6 separate regions of the Homo sapiens genome follow, and regions 1, 2, 4, 5 and 6 are each linked to region 3. A link is a contact called in ENCODE Hi-C or POLR2A ChIA-PET data. All regions are on one chromosome and are shown on one strand. The core of a region is the stretch at or near the end of the contact, and the rest is flanking DNA. Distances in the headings are between cores, read along the strand shown. Region 1 holds the start of COA6 (cytochrome c oxidase assembly factor 6). Region 2 holds the start of TOMM20 (translocase of outer mitochondrial membrane 20). Region 3 holds the start of LINC01132 (long intergenic non-protein coding RNA 1132). Region 4 has its middle 21 kb from the start of LINC01348. Region 5 has its middle 31 kb from the start of LINC03108. Region 6 holds the start of RBM34 (RNA binding motif protein 34).

Region 1 (3,425 bases), core at 926-3,425, 350 kb before region 3:
TGCACTAAATTGTTTACAAGATTATCTAACTTTTTTGATGTCTATAGTATTTCTAGTTTCCATTCTTGATAAAGATTGTTGACATCCCTCCTTTTATAGCTATTAGATGTTTGCCAATTTTAATTTTTCTTTTCCAAAAAAAATCAACTTTTGGCTTCTTTCAACCTATTCTATGCTGTGGTGTGCTAGTGAGTTAGCTCCAAACATAAAATCCTGGCTTGTTGATTTCCATAGTGTAAACAGTCCCATCATGGTTGACTTCAAGCTACTTATTTGAATTGGCTCCAAACATAAAACAAAATCCTGGCTTGTTTGTTGAGTTCCATAGTGTAAACAGTCCCATCGTGGGTGACTTCAAGCTACTTATTTGATGTTATTGATCATGGAGTTGCCAAGAGGTGTGCACAATTGGCTCTCCTATGCCAGTACAGGCTGGCTCTGGTACACCACTGCTTTTATTTTCCATTTCGTTAATTTCTGCTCTTAACATTATTTCTGTCCTTCTATTTTCTGTCTTATTTTGCTGTCCTTTTTCTAACTTCTTGAAAAGGGATTTTCAGCTCAAGACTTTTCAGACTCTTCTAATACACTTACTTATGGCTATAAATGTCCCTGTAAGTGCTGCTTCAGTTTCATCCCACAGGTGTTGCTATTGTTATTTTATGGTTCAGTTCAAAATATTTTCTCAATACCATTGACTCTGTCTCTGTGTTATTCAGGCTTGTTTTTACAGTTCTTTATTGATTTCTATCTTAAATGCACTGTAGTAAAAAATGACAATTATTTCAATTTTCAAAATTTCTTGAGTTGCTTTATAACTAAGTATGTGGTTGACTGTGGTGATGTGTCTGCTTTCAAAAAACTGTACATTCTGATTTTGGTCGTGTTGTTCTGTACATATTAATTGCGTCATTTTTACATCATGTTATTCACGTTTCCTATATCCTTAACTTTTCTCTTGCTAGTCTTAACGATTAGTGAGAAAGTCCTGTTAAAATTACCCAATATGACCAGGCATTTTTTTTCTTTGTAATTCTGTCACTTCACTTTGTTTCATATGTATTTTTCATTAGGTACTTATAAATTTTAAATTTAAAACACATTTCCTTTTTAGACTCAGAAGTCATCTAAGACTCTTTCCTTTCATTCCTTTTATATCCCATCAGTCATATTTAAAAGATATCTATATGTAAACTGACGTCAATAGACATGATGTAAAAGAAGGGGGTGGCTCTGGTAAAGCTAAAGTAACTCCACTATGAGAGTGCATTAACTATGGGGGAAATACTTTCTATATTGCAGAACACATATTTGGTGGTACGTAGCCTCACATCGCCACCCGGAAAAGTCTGCATATATTGAATTTGGAATGGATCAAACTGCACTGAGTGCAAAATTGTAAATTGCATCTTATATAAATGTTTTAGAACTAGATGATGGAGCAGATGGGATCTATTAAGAGAACGGGGTGCCAGATGACTGACCATAAACATGCTTTTTAATAAAGACTCTGCTGAGAGATTAACTCATATATTTTCTAAAATTTTTATTTCTTGTTCATTTTGTTTCTAAGATATTCACTCACATATTAAAAATAACAACGTCTCAAAACATTTGAAGCAACTCTCTTCATCCCTTTTAAAAATACCTTGCTGTTTCGGGGGTTAAAAAAAGCCACAAGGGAGATTAAAACAATACAAATATTTATTTTCCCAACTCCCCTGCCATGGGTTCTGGGACGTCACCGCCTCTTTCTGGGGCCCGTTTCATCCTTTTCTTTTAATCCAAGAAGCGATGGTGTTGTGCGCCTGTAGTCCCAGCTACCTGGGAGGCAGGCTGAGGTGGGAGGATCTTTTGGGTCCAGGATTTTGAGGCTGCAGTAAGCCGTGTTCTCACCACTGCACTCGAGACTGGGCGGAAGAGCGAGACACTGTATCAAAAACAAAACAAAACAAAACGAGAAGGCATCGCGGCTCTGTAACACTCCGTCCAGCTCTCGCACTCTCAGATGCAAACTTCCACACAAACTCCTCGGCTCGCCTTGTCCCGCGGGACTAGCATATCAAGCCTTCCGGGACACACCGTGCGATGATATATACGTATATACCCCTCTTGCCCTTGAAGGCCGGAAGTCGGTCTTACAGATAAAAGCGAAACAGGAAGTCCCGCCCCTCTATGGAAAGTAAATGGTAGCTCGGAAGGGTCAAAAGAGTCCGCGGTTTCGCCGCGTGAGTTGCTTTTTGCGGCTGGGGAGGTCTACGCTTCTAGAGCTTGAGCCAGCGGGGCGACCCTGCAGTGGCAGGACTCGGCACCGCGCCCTCCACCGCCGGTTGGTGGCCTGCGTGACAGTTTCCTCCCGTCGACATCGAAAGGAAGCCGGACGTGGGCGGGCAGAGAGGTCGGCTTGCTGATGGGTCCGGGTGGGGCGCGCGTGGACTATGGGCCCGGGAGGTCCCTTACTGTCCCCGAGCCGCGGGTTCCTCTTGTGCAAAACGGGGTGGCACTCCAATCGCCTGCTTGGTGATTGTGGCCCCCACACACCTGTTTCTACAGCGCTTAGGTTCGAACAGTAACCCTGTAAACTAGGCACTGCTGTCCCCGCTTTACTGGTGGGAAACGGGCTCGGAGAGAATAAATGAGCTGCCCTAAGCGACTGGGACAGAACCACAGTTCTCAGCCGGGCTTTCTGAGCCCACGCTGCCGCCCCAGCAGGGATCAAATCACACAGTGTGAGATAAGCCTCAAGAGCGGGTGGCCTTATGCTGCCACTGAGAACTGATTGGGTTCAGTTGCCTCATCAAAATCCCTAAGCATGGTTTTGTTTTGTTTTTGTTTTTTTTTTTTTTTTTAGTTTTAAAGGAAGAGGAGATTGACGGTTTTCCTCTTTCCTTATCTTCTCTTCAGATTACAAAGTTCATTGTTAATCTCAAATATTATTTTGGCCAACAGCTTCATCGCAGTAGGAATGGCAGCCCCATCTATGAAGGAAAGACAGGTCTGCTGGGGGGCCCGGGATGAGTACTGGAAGTGTTTAGATGAGAACTTAGAGGATGCTTCTCAATGCAAGAAGTTAAGAAGCTCTTTCGAATCAAGTTGTCCCCAACAGTGGGTAAGTCACACTTTGATGTGTTTCTCTTCCCTGTTAAGATACATCGAGCTTATACTGTGAGTGGTAGGCTGACATGAAGCGCTCTCTGAGGCATGTCAATTAACAGTTTCTTTGAGGCGCAGAGAAAACCTTGCCTGGTAATTCAGCCTTATTTGACGCACTTACATCAGCTAGATCTTTGGAGAATGTCAACTGACACATTAAAGAGCATCGAAAAACACAACAAACATATGAACAGTAACCAAAAAATTCCAGTTCATTTCACTGGTAGACTTTTCCAGGATCTTCTGAAGGGGTAGTATTTAATCTTGGGCAG
Region 2 (3,854 bases), core at 28-2,527, 400 kb after region 3:
AACCGTAACCACTGTTACTTAAGTAAACAATAATCCCTTCTTTGTACCCCTTGGGCTTTAGTAACTTACGTATCAATTTTAATTCCAAAAACTAATTTGGCTGAACAACCAAGATAAGCCAAAAAATATTTCTTATTGCAACAAATTTGCTCTTCAATGATGCGAATGAAGATTCTCCGAAAATTCAAGGTGGATCACAACGGTTTTCATGACACGATTCCCCTCTGGTAGACCTCTCTTAAAAGATGTCGCAGGTATGAAATAAGACTGAGCCACGGGAGAAGCGCAGCCCTTTGGACTCCCCTGCAATTTCTATAGCATTCACTCATATCTTGGAAGCACTTAGAACGAAGCTACCAAGAGGGTTTAAGAATGCAGCAATGAGCCAGGCGGATCATCTGAGGTCAGGAGTTCGAGACTAGCCTGACCAACACGGTGAAACCCCGTCTCTACTAAACACAAAAAATCACCGGGCGTGGTGACGCCCGACTGTAATCCCAGCTACTGGGGAGACTGAGGCAGGAGAAGCGCTTGAACTCGGGAGGCGGAGGTTGCAGTGAGCCGAGATCGCGCCACTGCACTACAGCCTGGGCGACAGAGCGAGATTCCGTCTCAAAAAAAAGAATGCAACAATGATACTGCACTGAGCATGCGGATTTAGCCTCAGACTAAAATTTGCGACAAAAATGCACGACTTTTTAGTTAAGAGTAGAGGTTTAAAAAGATGAACGACAAAAAAAGAGACAACCTCCTCCCCAGGCCACACACACCCGAGATTGCAACAGAAATCAAGAGTGCATTTGCACGGCTAAAGTGTCTGGGGAAAACAAAACGGGAAAAATCCTTCCTCCAAAATGGAATTCCTACGGGGCACTAGAGCCCCCGGAGCGGCGCAGCCAGCGCCATCGCCTATTGAGGGCCGCACCACGCGGTCGCCCTGCGCGGCCCACAGGCTGGTGGGAGGCAATGACCCCTCCTGTGAAGGGCGGCGGCCGAAGGCAGCAAGCCTGGCCAGGGGAGAGAGGACCCACTCACGTTCTCGAAGCCTGTTCTTGAAGTTGGGGTCACTTCGTCTTTTGCGGTCGAAGTAGATGCAGTACCCAATGAAAAGGGCCCCGCATACACCGGCGGCGATGGCGCTGTTCCGACCCACCATCTTCTCTACAACGCTGAGCGTGGACGGTGGCGGCAGGGACCGCGAAGGAGCGGTGGGCCACGAACCCTCAGAGCGGTCGGCGCAGCTCACACCCGACGGCCGCGGGCCAGGAACACAGAAAGGCCGAGCACACGCCACTTCCGGTCCCAGTCAACTAAGGGCCTCGAGGTCGTCCGCGGCAGAGCCTGAGCAGAGGCCCAGAGCGCGGCTCCTGCGCCTGCGCAGTGGGCGAAGCCGGCGTTTCCCCTGCGCCGCTGGGTGTACGCACTGGAGTCGGGAATTTGCACGTGACCACGGACTTTTTTTCATATCCGCCGACCATGCTGTAACGAGGCGTACGCGTTACTGGCGTGCACGTACTCAGAAGACTAGCTGACAGCCTTGTTTGTGGCAGACAGAGATGCAGGGTCCCAGACTGCGAATGCTTCATCTTGTCTAACACAGGCAGCCTGTGACTTGTTTGAATTAAACTGTACTTTCTTTTCAGGTTGCCACAATCCATTGTGCGTAGTGGTTCCATTTCAAAAGAATGTTACAGGATAGCCTCATTTTATGATAACTGGAATAAAATTAAATGGAGTAATTTCTTGAAAAATATACACAATTGAAGAAAAAATAGAAAACGTGAATTGTTTTATAGCCACACGAAAACATACACATGATCAGGCCAGGCGCGGTGGCTCACGCCTGTAATCTCAACACTTTGGGAGGCCGAGGCAGGCGGATCACTTAAGGCCAGGAGTTTGAGACCAGCCTGGCCAACATAGTGAAACCCTGTCTCTACTAAAAATACAAAAATTAGCTGGCCATGGTGGCCGGGGCCTGTAATCCCAGCTACTCTGGAGGCTGAGGCGGGAGAATCGCTTGAACCAGGAGGCAGAGGTTGCAGTGAGCCAAGATCGAGCCACTGCACTCCAGCCTGAGTGACAGATCAGGAGTCCGTCTCAAAAAAACAAAATATATATATATATGATCTAACTTAAGATATTGACAAGGAAAATCGTGGGCAGAAAGCAGGCATTAAACAGACACTGTAAGTTGAGGGGTATCGAAGTCAAGCATCAGTGTCAAGAGACATTGGAACCAGAGCTACCTTACCTTGAATAGGGGCTGGGTAAAATGAGGCTGAGACCTATTGGGGCACATTCCCAGGAAGTTTGGCATTCTTGGTCACAGGATATTTACAGGGAAGGGAACAAGTTAATAATGTTTACCTAACAGACCCAGGAAATGTCCTGATGTCCTGATATCTTAAGAACAAAAGCATTCTTAGTTTAATTTTCCCTTTAAAGATAATATTGATCCTTGCAGAAGACAGTAGTTACACAGGATTAACAGTCCTTTGACAAAGACCAGGCAGTGTCTCACACCTGTAATCCCAGCACTTTGGGAGGCCCAGATGGGCGGATAGCTTGAGCCCAAGAGTTCAACACCAGCCTGGGCAACATGGTGAGACCCTGTCTCCACAAAAAAATTAAAAACTTAGCCAGGCGTGGTGGCACACACCTGTGGTCCCAACTACATGGGGAATGATGCGGAAGTATCCCTTAATCCCAGGAGGTTGAGGCTGCAGTTGAGTTATGATTGTACCACTGCAGTCCAAACTGGGTGACAGGGTAAGACCTCGTCTCAAAACAAACACACAAAAAATCCTTTGTCACAAGCTCTTGGAGTAGAGCTCATCTTCCTCATTTTTTTGCTGTTCAATACAAACAAGCCTTGTACCTAAGGTGGACATGTTCCTTCTCTTGCTTTAGGGTATGCACCATTCTACAAAGTAACCTTTCACTTTTTTTTTTTTTTTTTTTTTTTTTTGAGACAGTCTTGCTGTCACCCAGGCTGGAGTGCAGTGGCATGATCTTGGCTCACTATAACCTCCACCTCCTGGGTTCAAGCGATTCTCCTGCCTCAGCCTCCCCAGTAGCTCGGATTACAGGCATGTGCCACCACACCCAGCAAATTTTTGTATTTTTAGTAGAGATGGGGTTTCACCATGTTGGCCAGGCTAGTCTCAAACTCCTGACATCTGGTGATCCACCCACCTCGGCCTCCCGAAGTGCTGGGATTACAGGCATGAGCCACCGTGAGTGATCTTCTTTATTTTCTTAATAAACTTGTTTTCACTTTACTCTGTGGACTGGCCCCAAATTCTTTCTTAGGCAAGATCCAAGAACCCTTTGTTGGGGTCTGGATCTGGATCCTTTTCCAGTAACACGAGGTTGCATAATAAAGAATTTGGCTGGCCTTTGTCCCCAGTTCCTGGGAGTTCTAGCCCCTTGGAATTGATGAGTGATTCACTCCTGTAATCCTAGCACTTTGGGAGGCCAAGGTGGGAGGATCACTTGAGTCCAGCAGTTTGAGAGCAGCCTGGGCAACAAAGTGAGATACTGAAGCGACATCGTTTGGGGTAATACCCAAGGTTCATTGCTTCATGCCAAGGAAATCAAGAACTTGAGCACACACGGAGTAAGGTTAAGAGCAGAGGTTTAATAGGCAAAAGAGAAAGGAGGCTTGGGTGCAGTGACTCACGCCTGTAATCCCAGCACTTTGAGAGGCCAAGGCAGGTGGATCACCTGAGGTCAGGAGTTCGAGACCAGCCTGGCCAACATGGTGAAACCCCGTCTCTACTAAAAATACAAAAAATTAGCCAGGCGTGGTGGCAGGCGCCTGTAATCCCAGCTACTTGGGAGGCTGAGGC
Region 3 (3,792 bases), core at 1,258-3,757:
TGACCCCAGAGATAGCAGGTTGGGTATGCTGGGGGTCTTTGTTTAGTTAACCATTAACAATTCATAAAAGTGCAGATCCCTGCACGATAAGTCCAGTCCTTGGAATGTTATTAGAAAATCCTATTTCTAGTCTGTTATGAAACAGAGGTTTTGATGTGCTGCCAGGTTTATGGGGAACTCTGGAAACAACACTTGCTTCTCTGAGAAGCTGAGGCTGGGTGGGTGTTACATAAAGCTTTCCTAGCAACTTAGCTTTATCACAGAATGGGAGGCTGCAGTGGAAAATATCAGACGAGTTAATGCAAAACCTGAGCCAACCCACTATCCCCATTTGCTCTAAGGCCAGCCAGCAAATCTGTGGGAGTGATTTTAACCCACGGGGGAGCGGCAGGCCTAGGGCTCCGGTTGACTGCAGATTCAGCCCAAGAATGCTCGGGCAGCTCAGAGCTGAAAGGCACCTTCAGACAGACCTCACGGAAGGCAAAACAGCTCTTCTTGACTCTGAACCAATTGCTGATTGAAATTCACACAAACACACCTTCCTTTTCCTTCTTTGGGTCATTCCCAGTTTCTCCGGGCACTGCAGGAACAAAGGGGAGTAAGGTCACTTCGTCGAATCCCTGCCAAGGGAAATGCGTCTAATGCATGACGGTGTCTCTGAAGTCAATGGATAAGAATCTCATTTCTAAACTCTTGGATCCAAAAGTATGCCTCTTAGGATGGAATCCTTCTGTGGTGTTGGTTGACAGCTTTTTGGGTTTTCTGAAAAGCATGTGTCCAGTCCATTGTTTTTAATCTCCCAGGGCTGGCGTGGGGGTGGAAGGAGCTGGAGGAAGAAACCATGCAAAAATCCATTTGGAAGCTGCAAATCAAAGCTAATAGCCTCTCCTGATCTGCTCACACACGGTGCCCAACCGGTGTTGTAGAGAGGAAGAGGAAAAGATTCCCCAGACATGAGGACAAGTGTAAGGCGAAGGGCTGGAAAGGGGAGGGGAGCTCGTGTCAAGAGGGAGCTGGAACTCAAGTGGGGAGAGGAAAGGCAGTGGGAGAGAAGAGAGCTCCTTCGTGGGCGGCCTCTGCGACATCTGCCCCAGGGGCCTAACGCCTCCCTCTGTGATGTCTCTGCACCCAGGCTCTGTTGCTGCTTCCTCAACCATTATTCTCATTTGGGAAGGGAAAGAGTGGTTTTATAAAACCGGTGTCCACGTGAAGGCAGCCATCCAGTTGGTGGAGAAATTTTCCCCACATAAATTAGATTACTCCAAGTCTAGATGGTTCCTAGCCCCTAGTCCTTCTCGCTGAAGACGGTACAAGGAGGGTGGCAAGGCAGAGGTCTGGAGGGAGAAGAGTAAAAAGCTCCTTGTTTGCGTTAAAACAAACAAACCCCAAGATATGCCAGTTGTTTCAGAAGGTGAATTCCTACTTCAGGTAGTCCTTAAGAGTCACCAGAAATCCAGGAGCGAAACTGCACTGAGATTCCATTAACTGTGAAAAAAAATAACAAAATAAACGGGCCACACAAAAAGAAGAAAACCGGCCTGCCCAACGAGGGCTGCGGAGTGCAGCCAGAGTCCCTTGTACCAGTAGATCATATTGTGTCCATTTAATAATAATAAGAAGGGGCACCCTCCGCGGAGGCTTCACCCAAGGAGTCCTGTCCCACCCGCAGGCTCGGGCGCCCGCCTGCAGACCTCGGACGCCGGCCAGCGTCTTGTCGTGCAAGGCCGTCCACAGCCAGCATGGCCTTAATGAGCCCATTTCAATTGAAATGAGATCAATACTACTCATTTTTCTCTTGCTGGCTCCCGAGTGATTCATGAATCTGAAAACTAGTTCATGAATCAGAGCAGGGTGGGGTGGAGGGGCTGGGGCGGAGGCAGGCAGGGGAACATTTGTGCAGTCGGCAAACCTCGATTCCTTTAATGAACCTAGCCATGAGTTGCATAACGCTGGCCTGCCTGCTAGTTTAAAACAGTCTTTTCGGAAGCAGCTTTCAGCTTGACTTATTCACCTATTTTCCTCCTGGAAAGGGGAAGAATGACACTGGGTACTGATTGTGTGTCTGTCTGTCTCAGGGAATACTTTTTTGCTCTTCGTGTGTGGAACCGTAGGGGCTTCCCTGGACAAGAACGTGTGTCCATGTGTGTGTGCATACATGTATAATGGTCTTTGTGTGCACATCCTCTGTGTGTGTGTGTGTGTGTGTGTGTGTGTGTGTGTGTGTATGAGTGAGCAATGTGTGACCGGCCTCGGGCCCTTTAAACCTGAACAGGAGCCAAGTTCATTTCTCAGCGGAGCTTCATAAGGAAGCACGAGCTGGGGCAGTTGGAAACCACATCCCTGTGAGTGCTGATTACAGCCTACTAAGGAAAATGAGATTTTTATCTCACAGGAATTCAGTTATAAAAATAAAATACAGCGTCTGGCTTGATTCAGCTAAATGTACAAGCACTAGGGTGTTTTTAATTTAACAGAGAAGCTGGACAAGAAGAATGACCTAAAACATTGCATTTAAAGAAAGTCAGAGGCGAGGGGGAGGCTACAGGAAGTGAGTGGGAGTAGAGATGTGTGTGTGAGAGAGAGAGAGAGAGAGAAATGGAGGGAGAGGGAGGGAGGAAGGGAGGAGGGAGGTGGAGAGAGAGAGAAAAAAACCACCCTGCTGGCAAATGAATGCAGCAGGGATGATGTCATTGGAACAGTTGGAGGAGAGAGGAGAAAAACAACTCGGAGCTGTGCTAATCCTGTTTGCTGCCCTGAAGGGAATGGAAGGCGGCCAAGGCAGGGAGTTCTGGGAAACCATATAAGGGTGCCAAACAAGCATTGCCGCCAACATTAGGAACTGACAGCTTTGTTCTTTGTAACTTGGCTGCCCGCCAGAGGCCTCATTTCAGCTCTGCGGCATGATTACCCTGGACGGCCGCCAGCCCCGCGCTGAGAGCTCCTTTTCTTCTCTCCGAGCTTTTTTTTTTTTTCCTCTTTCCCTCTGCCAAACATGCAGCAGTTACCATGGCAGTGGAAAGTAAAGTTTTAAAAAAACACAACAAAGTAGAGAGGCACGCCTTTATCCAGATGTGCCACATGAGCAGATAGAAAAGGCAGTTCACCTATTCATCGGGGCCTTTGACTGCAGAAGAAAACACTGGGGCACTGGCTGTCAAGTTCGGGAGGGAGGTGACTCCAGGATAAACAGAGCAGCGAGCAGCCCTGGCTGCAGACAGAGAGGGGCTGGCTCCCAGGCCCTATTTTCCTTCCCTCTCTCTCTCCCTTCCTGGGGCATTGTGGAGTGCGTAATGTGAAACGGAAAATGTCATGATTTCCACTGGGAACGTGTCCACGGTTTTGAGAAAGCTCCAGAAACTCAGGTCCATAAAGCACTGAGGGGAGGAGGAAGGGAGGGAGGAGAATGGGCGGTCACAGTGCCCTCTGGTCACCAAGGTGAACCCAGCGAGCAGGAGCCAGTACGTGGCTGTGGCCCAAGCCTCTGCCTGCTGCTGGAGCATGGCCAGGCCGTCGTCGTAGGGTTGCAGGCTGTTCGGGGGTCCTGGGTCCCACGGAGCCCTGGGACCTGAGGGACAGGGATGTTCCCTTTTCCCCCTTGGAGGTGTAGCCAGTAGTTTGGCTTTACAGGGGGACTCTGTGAAGAGTCCAGTTCCCTATTTTTAATCAGGTTCATTTTTCACCTGCTTAGAAAGTGGAACATCTCCTGAAAGGTGACAAGTCGTGATCAAAGGCAAGTCTCCAGGCAGAGAGTTGGCAGGTTTCCGAAGCAAAGGTTACTTAGAAGTGGAGGCT
Region 4 (3,510 bases), core at 413-2,912, 320 kb after region 3:
TTATTTATGAGACAGAGTTTCACTCTTGTTGCCCATGCTGGAGTGCAATGGCACAATCTCGGCTCACTGCAACCTCTGCCTCCTGGGTTCAGGCAATTCTCCTGCCTCAGCCTCCTGGGTTCGAGCAATTCTCCTGCCTCAGCCTCCCAAGTAGTTGGGATTACAGGCATGTGCCACCACACCCAGCTAATATTGTATTTTAGTAGAGATGGAGTTTCACCATGTTGATCACGCTGGTCTCGAAATCCTGACCTTAGGTGATCCACAAGCCTCAGCCTCCCAAAGTGCTGGGATTTTGGGCATGAGCCACCACACCTGGTCCTGCCTGGTTTTTTTAAATAAATTTTTGTGTGTGTGGACTGGGCACAGTGGCTCAAGGCTGTAATCTCAGCACTTTGGGAGGCAGAGGCAGGCTGATCACTTGAGGTCAGGAGTTCAAGACCAGCCTGGCCAACATGGCAAAACCCCATCTCCACTAAAAGTACAAAAATTAGCTGGGCATGGTGGCGTATGCCTGTAATCCCAGCTACTCAGGAGGCTGAGGTAAGAGGATTGCTTGAACCCAGGAGGTGGAGGTTGCAGTGAGCTGAGATCGCACCGCTGTACTCCAGCCTGGGCAACAGAGTGAGACTCCGTCTCAAAAATAATAATATTTATTTTTGTAATGACATGGGGTCTCACTATGTTGCTGATCTTGAACTCTCGGCCTCAAGTGATCCTCCCTCCTCAGCTTCCCGAAGTGCTGGGTTTACAGGAGTGAGCCACCATGTCTGGCCCTGCCTGCTTTGATGCCAGAACCAGGAGCATGCAGTGGGTTGGGGTTGGCCTCCCTCCCAGAGCTTGCGGGGGCAAGCCACACAAGAGGGTCAGAACCAGCTGAAGCCACACAGAGAGGTAACCAGCATGAGGTCTGCTAGGGGCCTGACCTATAAGACCACCTGGAGGGGCAGAAACCCTAGCAGCAAAAAGCTCGAGGTAAACCCAAGGGACCAAAGCAAAGAGTCTCAAATGATCACCAATAAGAGACTCCAGGAAGTGCAGACCCACATGGGAGCCCCGGCAGGAGAGAGGGCAGCTTTCAACCACAGCCAGACCCAAAGGATGCACAGCAAGCTGCCCATGCACCTACTCGGGTGAGAGCTGTCCTGGGCCCTAAAACCCCTCACCCAGCTCCAACCTTGGGAGAAGGGGCACAAGGAGCCACAGGAAAGGACAGAAGCCAGCCTCATCCCTTTCCCATGCAGACTTCCAGCCCTAAGCAGCCTCAGCTGGAGCAAGAAGAATGGTTTGAAGTTTTGACTAATATCTTGGCCTGGACATTGAAATTCCAAATGGAGACTGGTTTTTTTTGTTTGTTTTGTTTTGTTTTGTTTTGTTTCCATTTAAAGCAACCATCAGACAGACTATTTCCTAAGAGGAGCAGAAAAGTCCAAGCCTGCCAGGGTCTGGGAACATGAATCCGGCTGAATAAACTTCAGAGGGGCAGCACAGGACAAAAGCTAAAGTCGCCTTCCAATTGCATTGCAAGCTGTGCTCGTTCCACACACCGGTTGCACACAGGCTGGTGAAAACATCTTCAGTGGAACTGAGAGGAGCCAAGTTCCCGTGAAAGGAAAACATGCAAATCTGTTTTCAGTATCACTTTTAAGCTTCCTGAGTGGAGTCTTTGGCCTGGAATGACTCGCATTGACGTCAGCCCGAGGCAGCCATATCGCAGCAGCTGCCATCCCTTCCTCACCCGCGGCCTCCGGGGCAGAAGACACACTGGTTTTGTTTCATGGGAGATTAAAAACAGTTGCTGCTGTATCCATAATTCACAACCCCTGTGATCACCGGGGCCAGGAATACTGAGCAAAAAGCACAAGGCGTCCACATTAAAACCAAGGGCAGCCGGGCGCAGTGGCTCACCCCTGTAATCCCAGCACTTTGGGAGGCCAAGGCGGGCGGATCGCCTGAAGTCAGGAGTTCAAGACTGGCCTGGTCAACATGACGAAAACCCTGCCTCTACTAAAAATACAAAAAAATTAGCTGGGCGTGGTGGCTCATGTCTTTAGTCCCAGCTACTTGGGAGGCTGAAACACAAGAATCGCTTGAACCCAGGAAGCGGAGGTTGCAGTGAGCCGACATCATGCCATTGCACTCTGGCTTAGGTGACAGAGTGAGACTCTGTCTCCAAAAAAAAAAAAAAAAAAAAAAAAACACCAGGCCTGGTGCGGTGGCTCATGCCTGTAATCCCAGCATTTTGGGAGGCCGAGGCAGGCAGATCACCTGAGATCAGGAGTTCAAGACCAGCTTGGCCAACATGGCAAAACCTATCTCTACTAAAAGTACAAAAATTAGCTGGGCGTGGTGGTGGTGGGTGCCTATAATTCCAGCTACTCAGGAGGCTGAGGCAGGAGAATCGCTTGAACCCAGGAGGCGGAGGTTGCAGTGAGCCAAGATCGCGCCACTACACTCCAGCCTGGGCGACAAGAGCGAGACTCTGTCTGAAAAAAAAAAAAAAACAAGGGGAGACCCATAAAAAAGATGCCAGAGATGGGGATCATGGTCAGCTGGGACCCCGCCCAGGGCACTACACGCTTGCTGGTTCTCCTGAGCCTCAAGGCGATGGGATCTACACCACACATCTGAGGCTCTGATAAACTGCTGGAAACATGGGCTTATGCATGATGCTGCTTTGTTTTACGGCACTCTGTGAGGGAGACAGGGCAGGTACCCCACAGCCCGGAATGGACTCCTCTTGCCTCTGGTCTCCTACCAGAGCAGCAGTCCCCCAGGAGGAGAAAACAAGCTCCTTCCCAGGGCTGCACTGGGGCTGGTGGCAATGGTGGCAGTGTCGATGGTCATGTGGCCTGCCTTGCACTGGTGGCCAGGACCCTGACTCTACTTTGAATCTTCTGGTTCCTTCCAGCATCCAGGACAAGGCCCTGGCAGTAAAGCCCAGCTCCACACGGCTCCTGCAGCATGGAGCTGGTTCTCCTCCAAAAGTCCTGAGAGATGTATCATTTATCAAGCTGGTAGATAATTCTGCCCCTTTCTGTAGTGCCTCTCAGACATATCCCATAGGTAATTGTTGCTTGAAGCCTCTATTAAAATGTGAGGCGACAGAAGCCAGTAGACTGTGTATCCCTTTCCTTCGTTTACTCTCAGGTTAAAATGGTCTTTCTGACTAAGCCAGTGATTGGGGCATAAGGGAAGGAATGTGAGTGTGGGGAAAGGGAGGTGGGGGAGAGGGCTGGTGTGCACTGCTGCACTCCCTGTGGTTTTGAGATCCTTCAAATAGAAGCTGTGAATATGTGGCTGGGTGCAGCGGCTCATGCCTGTAATCCCAGCGCTTTGGGAGGCCGAGGCGGGCGGATCACTTGAGGTCAGCAGTTCAAGACCAGACTGGCCAACATGGTGAAACCCTGTCTCTACTAAAAGTACAAAAATTAGGTGTGGTGGCGGGTGCTTGTGATCCCAGCTACTCGGGAGGCCGAGGCAGGAGATTTGCTTAAACCCAGGAGACGG
Region 5 (3,385 bases), core at 18-2,517, 290 kb after region 3:
GGGATGCTATGGAGGGAGGAGGCAGCCACAGGCAGGGCTTGGGGATAGTCTGGAAAACAGAGAATGAGAGGAGTCAGGGCAAAGAGGCGAGGTCTGTGGAGGTGCCGCAGGAAGGCGTTGGGCGCTGGCTGCAACTGAGAGCTGGGAGCTCAGGAAGGCTCAGGTGGCTGGACCCGGCCAGGGGGCAGACGCGGAATAACAATGGCCTTCCGTGAGGGCAAGGCCATCTGTAGCAAAATGTCCACCCTCCATGCCAAGCCTCCCACCCAAACATCCCTTCTGATTTCCCATGCTATGAGGGCCTGAGCACCGGAGCCCTTGGAGAGAAGATCCATCGGAGGCGGAAAGGTGGGGGGACCCACGTGGCTCAGGTTAAACTTACACCTGGCTTTGCATGGAGAAGTCTTGGCAAACTTCTGAACAACAAATCAAGTTACAGATGGCTGAAACAAACGGTAGTTTCCCAGGAGCCGCTGAGACCATCAGCAGGAGGCCTGTAGACTTTCATCCAAGTCAGACTCAACCATATCTTTCTTTTTCCAATTTTTTAAAAATTGTAGTAAGTAAAATACACATAACAGAAAATTTACCATCTTAACCTTTTTTTTTTGAGACAGCGTCTCACTCTGTCACCCAGGCTGGAGTTCAGTGGTGCGATCTCAGCTCACTGCAAACTCCGTCTCTGGGTTTCAAGTGATTCTCCTGCCTCAGCCTCCCGAGTAGCTGGGATTACAGGTGCCCGCCACCATGCCTGGCTAATTTTTGTATTTTTAGTAGAGACAGGGTTTCACCATGTTAGCCAGACTGGTCTCAAAACTCCTGACCTCAAGTGATCAGCCCGCCTCCGCCACCCAAAGTGCTGGGATTACACGTGTCAGCCACCGTGCCTGGCCTCCATCGTAACCATTTTTAAGCACGTTGTTCAGTGGTGTGACATGCATTCCCACTGCTATACAGCCATCGCCGCTAACCATCTCCAGGCACTTTCATCTTGTAAAATTGAAACTCTGCACCCATTCAACAATAACTCCCCACGTCCCATTCCCCTCAACTATATCTTTTTAAAGTGCTTTTCCCAGTGAAGTTTCTAACATTGCTAAAGAACATAAAATATAAAAACATGGCCATGCAGCAGGGGCTTTTTACCCTGCAGAATGCCCACTAAACCGTTTCTGTATGTTTAATTTTTTTAACCAAGGAAGTAGGGGATGCCCAAGATTTGGTCCCCAAACCAGAAAGACTGTGGGTTCCTTGCATCAAGCCGGGGCTTTTAGTCAACTCTCCCATGGGGACTCTGTTGGCCCGCTCCACCTCGGGTGTTCCCCCGCCCCTGCCTTTTCCTCTCTCACCTCCCCCATCCACCCCTCTCAGCCTTGCAGTCGACCTGCCTCTCCTCTGGTTGCTCCGTTTGTAGGGAGGGTCTGCTTGAAGGGAGTTCCCATTCTCTCTCACCCAGAGTCAAGGCTCTTGACTCTATTGTACCTAAAAAGCTCCTGAGGAATTTGACAAGGCCCCACCCTCAGAGATATGGGGTGAAGCCCAGGAATCTGTATTTTTAACAAGCATCCCAGGTGATCCTGATACTTGCACACACCCCCACACACACCCACGCCGACTACCCACACACTTCCATGGCCCAGAAGTCTGCAGGACCCACAGCAGGTATTCGGGACTATTTGTTCAATCCACACCTGAGTCGTTGCACGATTATGCTCAAGTCCCTCGGAACACCTCGCCTGCCATCTGACAGCTTCCCATCCAGAAACCACACAGTACAGTAAAAAACAGAAAAAAGAAAGCCGTTAGACCCCAGTGAATGTTATTTTTAATGAAAGTGGTGCATTTTGACTCACAATGTTGAAACCAGATTATAAATGAGTCATCAGTGAATCGACCACAAAGAGCCTTTGCGGAGGTGATTTACAGGAGAGCTCTGATGTCTGCTGTCCCCTGCACACGCTTCACAGAGATGCTGTCAGACGCAGAGCTGGTCTGGGGCATCTGTTGCCGCGTCAGCTCAAAAGGATGCTGTGTTGTCACCAATGGGATTCCCCAGCCCAGGCGGTGTTGCGGTCCCACCCACACAAGGAAGGCGGCCATCACTGAATAATGCTTGTGGTTACATCATCATTGCTGGTTTCCAGGTAGTGACTAGCAGATACTGGAGAGAGACAGGCCATCTGCTCTTCCTGTGCGCCTCAGCTCCTCCCTCATACCCACATCCTCTCGCCTGGTCTTCTAGAAGCAGCCCCTATGCAGACAGACCAGCAGGACTGAAAGCTGGACAGACTCGAGCCGGAGAGCCAGGTGGAACAACCTGGCCAGAAAGAGTCTGGCCGCAAAGAGTCTGGCCACAGCCCCACTTTCCTCATCTCTAAAATGTCCACATGGCTGCCTGCCCTGCCCGGCTCAAGGGAATGTTGCAAGGCTCTCATGGAAACCATGCTTGTGAGGGTTTTGAGGACTATCATAGCCCGTCCCAAGGTCAGAGGACAGTAGAAAACAAAAAACTTGCTTTCAGAGGGTGCTTTCACCAGTCAGCAGCCTCTGCCCCGGGCAAAGCCAGACAACTAAAACGGAATGAATCCGCAGAGTAGGGTGGGGATGAAATTCTCCACCTCCAACCCAGAAAGGAAACGCCAATGCTCATGTTTCCCCTTAGAGAAACAGGCAATGTTTGAACAGGAACAACGACGCCAGAGGGTCAATCCACACACAGAACACTCCATCTCCATGCCGATGGGGGACTGACTGTCCTGCTGCTGAACTGCACCCCTGGGGCTCTCCAGGACACTCCACTGGTGGCCACACTCAGGAAAATAAAGAAAAACCTTCAAAAGGACCCTTCTGGCCATTCAGAGAATGCACAGGCCTGCTAGCTCCTGCTTGCCTGCTCAGAGCTGCCTCCACTGGGGCAGGAATCTGCAGCCAAGAAAATCCCTGACAACCCCAGGGACAGAAGGGTCAGTCTGGGGGACCATCGACCAACCCAGCAACCCAGATTAGACTGCTCCACCAGGAACTCTGTGTCCAGAGAGCAGGATCTGCCACAAGCAAAACTAGGCCTCATTTACTATTCCACAATAGCAACTAGAAAGCATGTGACCCAGAAAACCTTCAAAGAAGGCCAGAAATTCATTAAATCTGAAAAGAAGGGAAGAAGGGCGGGGGAGAGGAAAACACTGCTTAGCAAAGCCAACTGAATCCCTCTTCCATACATCACAGATGCAGGACCAGTCTCAGCATTCAAGAGGAAGAGAAAAATGAAAACAAAAACCAATCTGGAGTTGAATGTCAGCCTTCCCCTCACTGGTTCTGGGTCCTTTGGAAGGCCATATTGTCCCCGGACCTCTCTTGCTTCAGTGGCCTTCCTGCCAGGATTGCC
Region 6 (3,552 bases), core at 873-3,372, 440 kb after region 3:
GATTGAGTCTGGGAAGCAAAGATTGCAGTGAGCCGCAATCGCACCACTGCACTCCAACCTGGGTGACAGAGCCAGACCTTGTCTCAAAAAAAAAAAAAAAAAGTTAATGAGGGAAATGAATAAATTTAAGAACACCAAACTCGGCCAGGTGTGATGGCTCACGTATGTAATCCCAGCACCTTGGGAGGCGGAGGCAAGTGGATCATGAGGTCAAGAGTTCGAGACCAGACTGGTCAATATGGTGACACCCCGTCTCTACTAAGAATACAAAAATCAGCTGGGTGTGATGGCGCGCCCATAGTCCCAGCTGCTCAGTAGGCTGAGGCAGAAGAATCACTTGAACCCAGGAGGCGGAGGTTGCAGTGAGTCAAGATTGCGCCACTGCACTCCAGCCTTGGCGACAGAGTGAGACTCCAGCTCAAAAAAAAAAAAAAAAATTTTTTTTTTAAAAAGCAAACCAGGCCAGGTGCAGTGGCTCATGCCTATAATCCCTGCACTTTAGGAGGCTGAGGTGGGTGGATCACCTGAGGTCAGGAGTTCAAGACCAACCTGGCCAACATGATGAAACTCTGTCTCTACTAAAAACACAAAAAATTAACCGGGCATGGTGGCACCTGTAATCTCAGCTCCACGGGAGGCCTGAGGCAGGAAAAATCACTTAAACCCGGGAGGTGGAGGTTGCAGTGAGCTGAGATCAGGCCACTGCACTCCAGTCTGGACAAAAAGAGCAAAACTCCGTCTCAAAAAAAAAAAAAGAAACGCAAACCAAATTCTTTTATATACATGCTGAAATATTTATAGATGAAACATAAATTTTCATTTTGCTTCCAAATAATGAGGTGGTAGCTGGGCGAGGTGGCTCACACCTGTAATCTCAACACTTTCGGAGGCCGAGGTGGGCAGATCGCTTGAGGTCAGGAGTTCCAGACCTGCCTGGCCAACATGGTGAAACCCTGTCTCCACTAAAAATACAAAAATTAGCTGGGCATGGTGACGCAGGCCTGTAGTCCCACCTACTCAGGGCCGAGGCAGGAGAATCGCTTGAACCTGGGAAGCGGAGGTTGCAGTGAGCTGAGATCACTGCACTCTACTGCAGCCTGGGCGTGGCATCAAGACTCCATCTCAAAACAAACAAAAACAAATAATGAGGGGGTATATGAGTGGGGTAAAAATACAAAAAGGTTAGCCAAATATTAGTAATTGCTGATGCTGAGTACACGGGGTTTCTTAGCCTTTTCAACTTTTCTATATGTACTGGATTTTCCATAATAAAAGTTTTGAAAGAAAGTAGAAATATGAAATAAAACTGACGAATATTCCAAGTATAGGAATGTTAATTTACCATCTAATTTCTTTAACATCAAATAAGAGAATTTTACCAACCTGTCTGCCAACTTTTTTTCTGCGTTAGTGTGTTTCTTCTTCGCTTTCACTTTTTTGGCAGGTTCTTGCGAAAGTGGTCTTTCAATCTGGGATGTACTTTCTTCCTCCTCATTCCGTTTCGTTTTTTTGATGGTTTGCTTTTTAAAAGTTTGAAGTTATATTTGAGACCCCATACTTCTAGAATTCTGACCCTAAGCCATAATTCAGTCTTTCTAAATGAGAATCTCTTCTCTCTCACTGGTATGTAAGAGTCATGAAAGGTTACTTAAAATGAATCCTGTCTGCCCCCTTTAGAAATCACGCTTCACGCGGTAGGTAAGAAGATTGCTTTGTATGTAAGTGGTTCTAACGAGCTATTCGGGAAGAAAGCCCAGTGACTTACTTTAGGCACAGGCACGTACACGGGTTGAATCTGGGGCTCCAGAGAACTGAAGAGGGACGCCAGCCGACCGGTGCCACCTCTGGAATGGTGTTCGCCGCGAAATAAGCTACTGGCGACCTGTCCAAGCCTGTAGTCTTCCGGCGGACTCCCGCGAACGCCGTCGTCAGGATTCTCTCTAGAAATGGACGACAGAAACTCAGCCACGCCACGCACCACCGCTTCGCCAGCACGAGGGAACGTACAACATCCCTCCCCAGGTACTCGTGCCGCGCGCCACTCACCCCTCCTGGACACTTCTCTTTCTCTTCCGTTTGCTCATCCCTTCCAAGGCCATTCTTACTCCAAAGACTCCCAGACTGCAGCTGCGCGCCAGCTCGCACTTCCGGGTTCCGGGCACTTCCGCTCTCTGGCCACGCCCCCTCCCCTCCGGCAGTCGGCCGCCGGGCGGCGGCGAAGGGAGGCGCTGGGTGAGGGAGCAGGTTTGTCGCCGTCGGTTGGTGGTCCTCGCCGTTTCAGAAAAGCCTCATTTTGGGAGTGAAGGACGTCTTCTGGGAGTGGTTGAAGCCTGCAGTGTGAAGAATCAGCCAGGCTAGGAGCGGGGTGTCCACCCAAGCCGAGAGAGAAACACGTAGAATACTGACTTGTTGAAAAGGAGGGAGGGAGGTTTGGCAAGAAATGCGGTTAGGGGTGAACGCAGTGGGGTGTTTACAATTTGCTAATCGCTGTGAAGAGTACAAAGGAATTCTTTGTACTCTTCTTGCAACTTGTCTGAAACATGACATTATTCCAAAATAAAAACCACAACTCTAACGAGTCACGTCAACATACAATTCGAAAGATTGTAATGCGGACCTGCTATTCTACCTGGAAAAGTAGATACTTGGCATTCAAAACGCTTCAAGGTGTTCTCAGCCCGTCTTCCCAGACTCATCTCCCTCCAGCCCCTGACATTCTAGCCTGCTTTCTCCACTGCCTCTACAGTTGTTATTCCTGTCCCCTCTGTTGTAATTGCCCTCCTCTTTCCCCTTCTGCAAAATAATGTCCATCCTTCAAGGCCTACCTCAGATACTGTCTAACTTAGTATTTCTTTGCAGCCAGGTGCGGTGGCTCGCCTGTAATCCTAACACATTTGGAGGCCGAAGTGGGAGGATTGCGTGAGGACTAGGAGTTTGAACCAGCCTGGTCGATCTAGCGAGACTTATTCTCTACAGAAAAGAAATTAGACGGGCACCTTCGCGCTCGGCGCCTGTAGTCCCAGCACTTTGAGAGGCTCGGGCAAGAGGATCCCTTGAGCCCTGGAAGGTCGAGGCTGCAGTAAGCTGTGATCGCATCACTACACTCCAGCCTAAGCGGCAGACCCTGGCTCAAAAAAAAAAAAAAAAAAATTCTTTGCTATTTACAATAGGGATATTTTCCCAAGCCCCCATGGTACTTACTATAATCATTTTTGGTCTGCTTTAGTGTTAGTTACAGTCTCTTTAGATGTAAAGGCAAGACAGTAAGGATTATGTTTTATTCATCATGTATGCTGTGTCTCTATTAGCTGTACATAGTGAATATTTGTTAAATTGACTCTCAGGGTAATAAAAGATTACTAGTTAAATCATCCAATAGTTTGAGTGGCAAAATAGGATTTGACTTTGTTCTTATTTTCTTTCAGACAAGGTGTTGCTCTGTCACCCAGACTGGAGTGTAGTGGTGAGATCACGGCGCACTGCAGCCTTGACTTCCTGGGCTCAAGCCATCCTCCCACCACGGAGTAGCTGGAACTGCAAGCAGCAGCACCA

Evidence for each region. A loop is a pair of places that touch in the nucleus more often than their neighbours do. ChIA-PET counts read pairs that join two places held with the same protein, here RNA polymerase II (POLR2A). Pooled maps may share reads with other maps.
Region 1: a loop to region 3 is called in a pooled map, with 6 times the contacts of the local background. The contact joins the promoter of COA6 here to the promoter of LINC01132 in region 3. A Hi-C loop is called at or near these places in 9 of 50 pooled maps. POLR2A ChIA-PET finds 5 or more read pairs at or near these places in 4 of 52 experiments (HEK293, MCF 10A, activated CD4-positive, alpha-beta memory T cell and 1 more).
Region 2: a pooled map shows a loop between it and region 3 (5-fold over the local background). The contact joins the promoter of TOMM20 here to the promoter of LINC01132 in region 3. A Hi-C loop is called at or near these places in 7 of 50 pooled maps. POLR2A ChIA-PET finds 5 or more read pairs at or near these places in 3 of 52 experiments (GM12878, HEK293 and MCF 10A).
Region 4: a map of sigmoid colon shows a loop between it and region 3 (7-fold over the local background). The contact joins the enhancer-like site here to the promoter of LINC01132 in region 3. A Hi-C loop is called at or near these places in 4 of 168 maps with a recorded cell type or tissue (MCF 10A, lower leg skin, prostate gland and 1 more), 2 of 37 single-sample maps with no recorded cell type and 13 of 50 pooled maps. POLR2A ChIA-PET finds 5 or more read pairs at or near these places in 12 of 52 experiments (AG04450, GM10248, HEK293 and 7 more).
Region 5: a loop to region 3 is called in a map of CD8-positive, alpha-beta T cell, with 13 times the contacts of the local background. The contact joins the enhancer-like site here to the promoter of LINC01132 in region 3. A Hi-C loop is called at or near these places in 9 of 168 maps with a recorded cell type or tissue (CD4-positive, alpha-beta T cell, CD4-positive, alpha-beta memory T cell, CD8-positive, alpha-beta T cell and 4 more), 23 of 37 single-sample maps with no recorded cell type and 17 of 50 pooled maps. POLR2A ChIA-PET finds 5 or more read pairs at or near these places in 27 of 52 experiments (AG04449, AG04450, BJ and 19 more).
Region 6: a loop to region 3 is called in a pooled map, with 5 times the contacts of the local background. The contact joins the promoter of RBM34 here to the promoter of LINC01132 in region 3. A Hi-C loop is called at or near these places in 7 of 50 pooled maps. POLR2A ChIA-PET finds 5 or more read pairs at or near these places in 3 of 52 experiments (MCF 10A, T-cell and activated B cell).

Annotation. Positions count from the first base shown.
Region 1 is chr1:234,371,281-234,374,705 of GRCh38, forward strand. COA6 (cytochrome c oxidase assembly factor 6) reads left to right here and starts at 2,176. Exons shown (of 3, transcript NM_001206641.3): 1 at 2,176-2,398; 2 at 2,950-3,109. The coding sequence starts at 2,187. COA6-AS1 (COA6 antisense RNA 1) reads right to left here and starts at 2,313. Exons shown (of 2, transcript NR_125961.1): 1 at 2,143-2,313; 2 at 1,527-1,930. RefSeq lists enhancers at 1,364-2,188, 2,010-2,559.
Region 2 is chr1:235,127,560-235,131,413 of GRCh38, forward strand. It overlaps TOMM20 (translocase of outer mitochondrial membrane 20), which reads right to left and starts at 1,278. Exons shown (of 5, transcript NM_014765.3): 1 at 1,036-1,278. The coding sequence starts at 1,156. It overlaps SNORA14B (small nucleolar RNA, H/ACA box 14B), which reads right to left and starts at 378; the gene lies at 244-378. It overlaps LOC105379283 (a long non-coding RNA gene), which reads right to left and starts at 642. Exons shown (of 2, transcript XR_949295.4): 1 at 70-642. RBM34 (RNA binding motif protein 34) reads right to left here. Exons shown (of 11, transcript NM_015014.4): 11 at 3,624-3,854. RefSeq lists enhancers at 1,006-1,225, 1,456-1,555.
Region 3 is chr1:234,721,535-234,725,326 of GRCh38, forward strand. LINC01132 (long intergenic non-protein coding RNA 1132) reads left to right here and starts at 2,508. Exons shown (of 3, transcript NR_038856.1): 1 at 2,508-2,548; 2 at 3,689-3,792. RefSeq lists enhancers at 1,725-2,287, 2,852-3,414, 3,415-3,792.
Region 4 is chr1:235,046,634-235,050,143 of GRCh38, forward strand. No RefSeq gene overlaps it. Among named protein-coding and RNA genes, the nearest start is that of LINC01348, 21 kb to the right of the region's middle. RefSeq lists enhancers at 746-795, 1,509-1,803. Within about 2 kb of position 1,663, at least 29 of the 41 ENCODE cell types and tissues checked have a DNase peak (open chromatin) inside an H3K27ac peak, as active enhancers do; they include endothelial cell of umbilical vein, prostate gland and sigmoid colon, where a contact is called at or near this core.
Region 5 is chr1:235,009,989-235,013,373 of GRCh38, forward strand. No RefSeq gene overlaps it. Among named protein-coding and RNA genes, the nearest start is that of LINC03108, 31 kb to the left of the region's middle. RefSeq lists enhancers at 1,726-2,315, 1,914-2,208, 2,159-2,659, 2,326-2,395, 2,606-2,785. Within about 2 kb of position 1,268, at least 26 of the 41 ENCODE cell types and tissues checked have a DNase peak (open chromatin) inside an H3K27ac peak, as active enhancers do; they include CD4-positive, alpha-beta T cell, CD8-positive, alpha-beta T cell, GM12878 and 2 more, where a contact is called at or near this core.
Region 6 is chr1:235,159,128-235,162,679 of GRCh38, forward strand. RBM34 (RNA binding motif protein 34) reads right to left here and starts at 2,123. Exons shown (of 11, transcript NM_015014.4): 1 at 2,047-2,123; 2 at 1,766-1,940; 3 at 1,384-1,520. The coding sequence starts at 2,099. RefSeq lists enhancers at 486-1,090, 1,377-2,576, 2,278-2,457.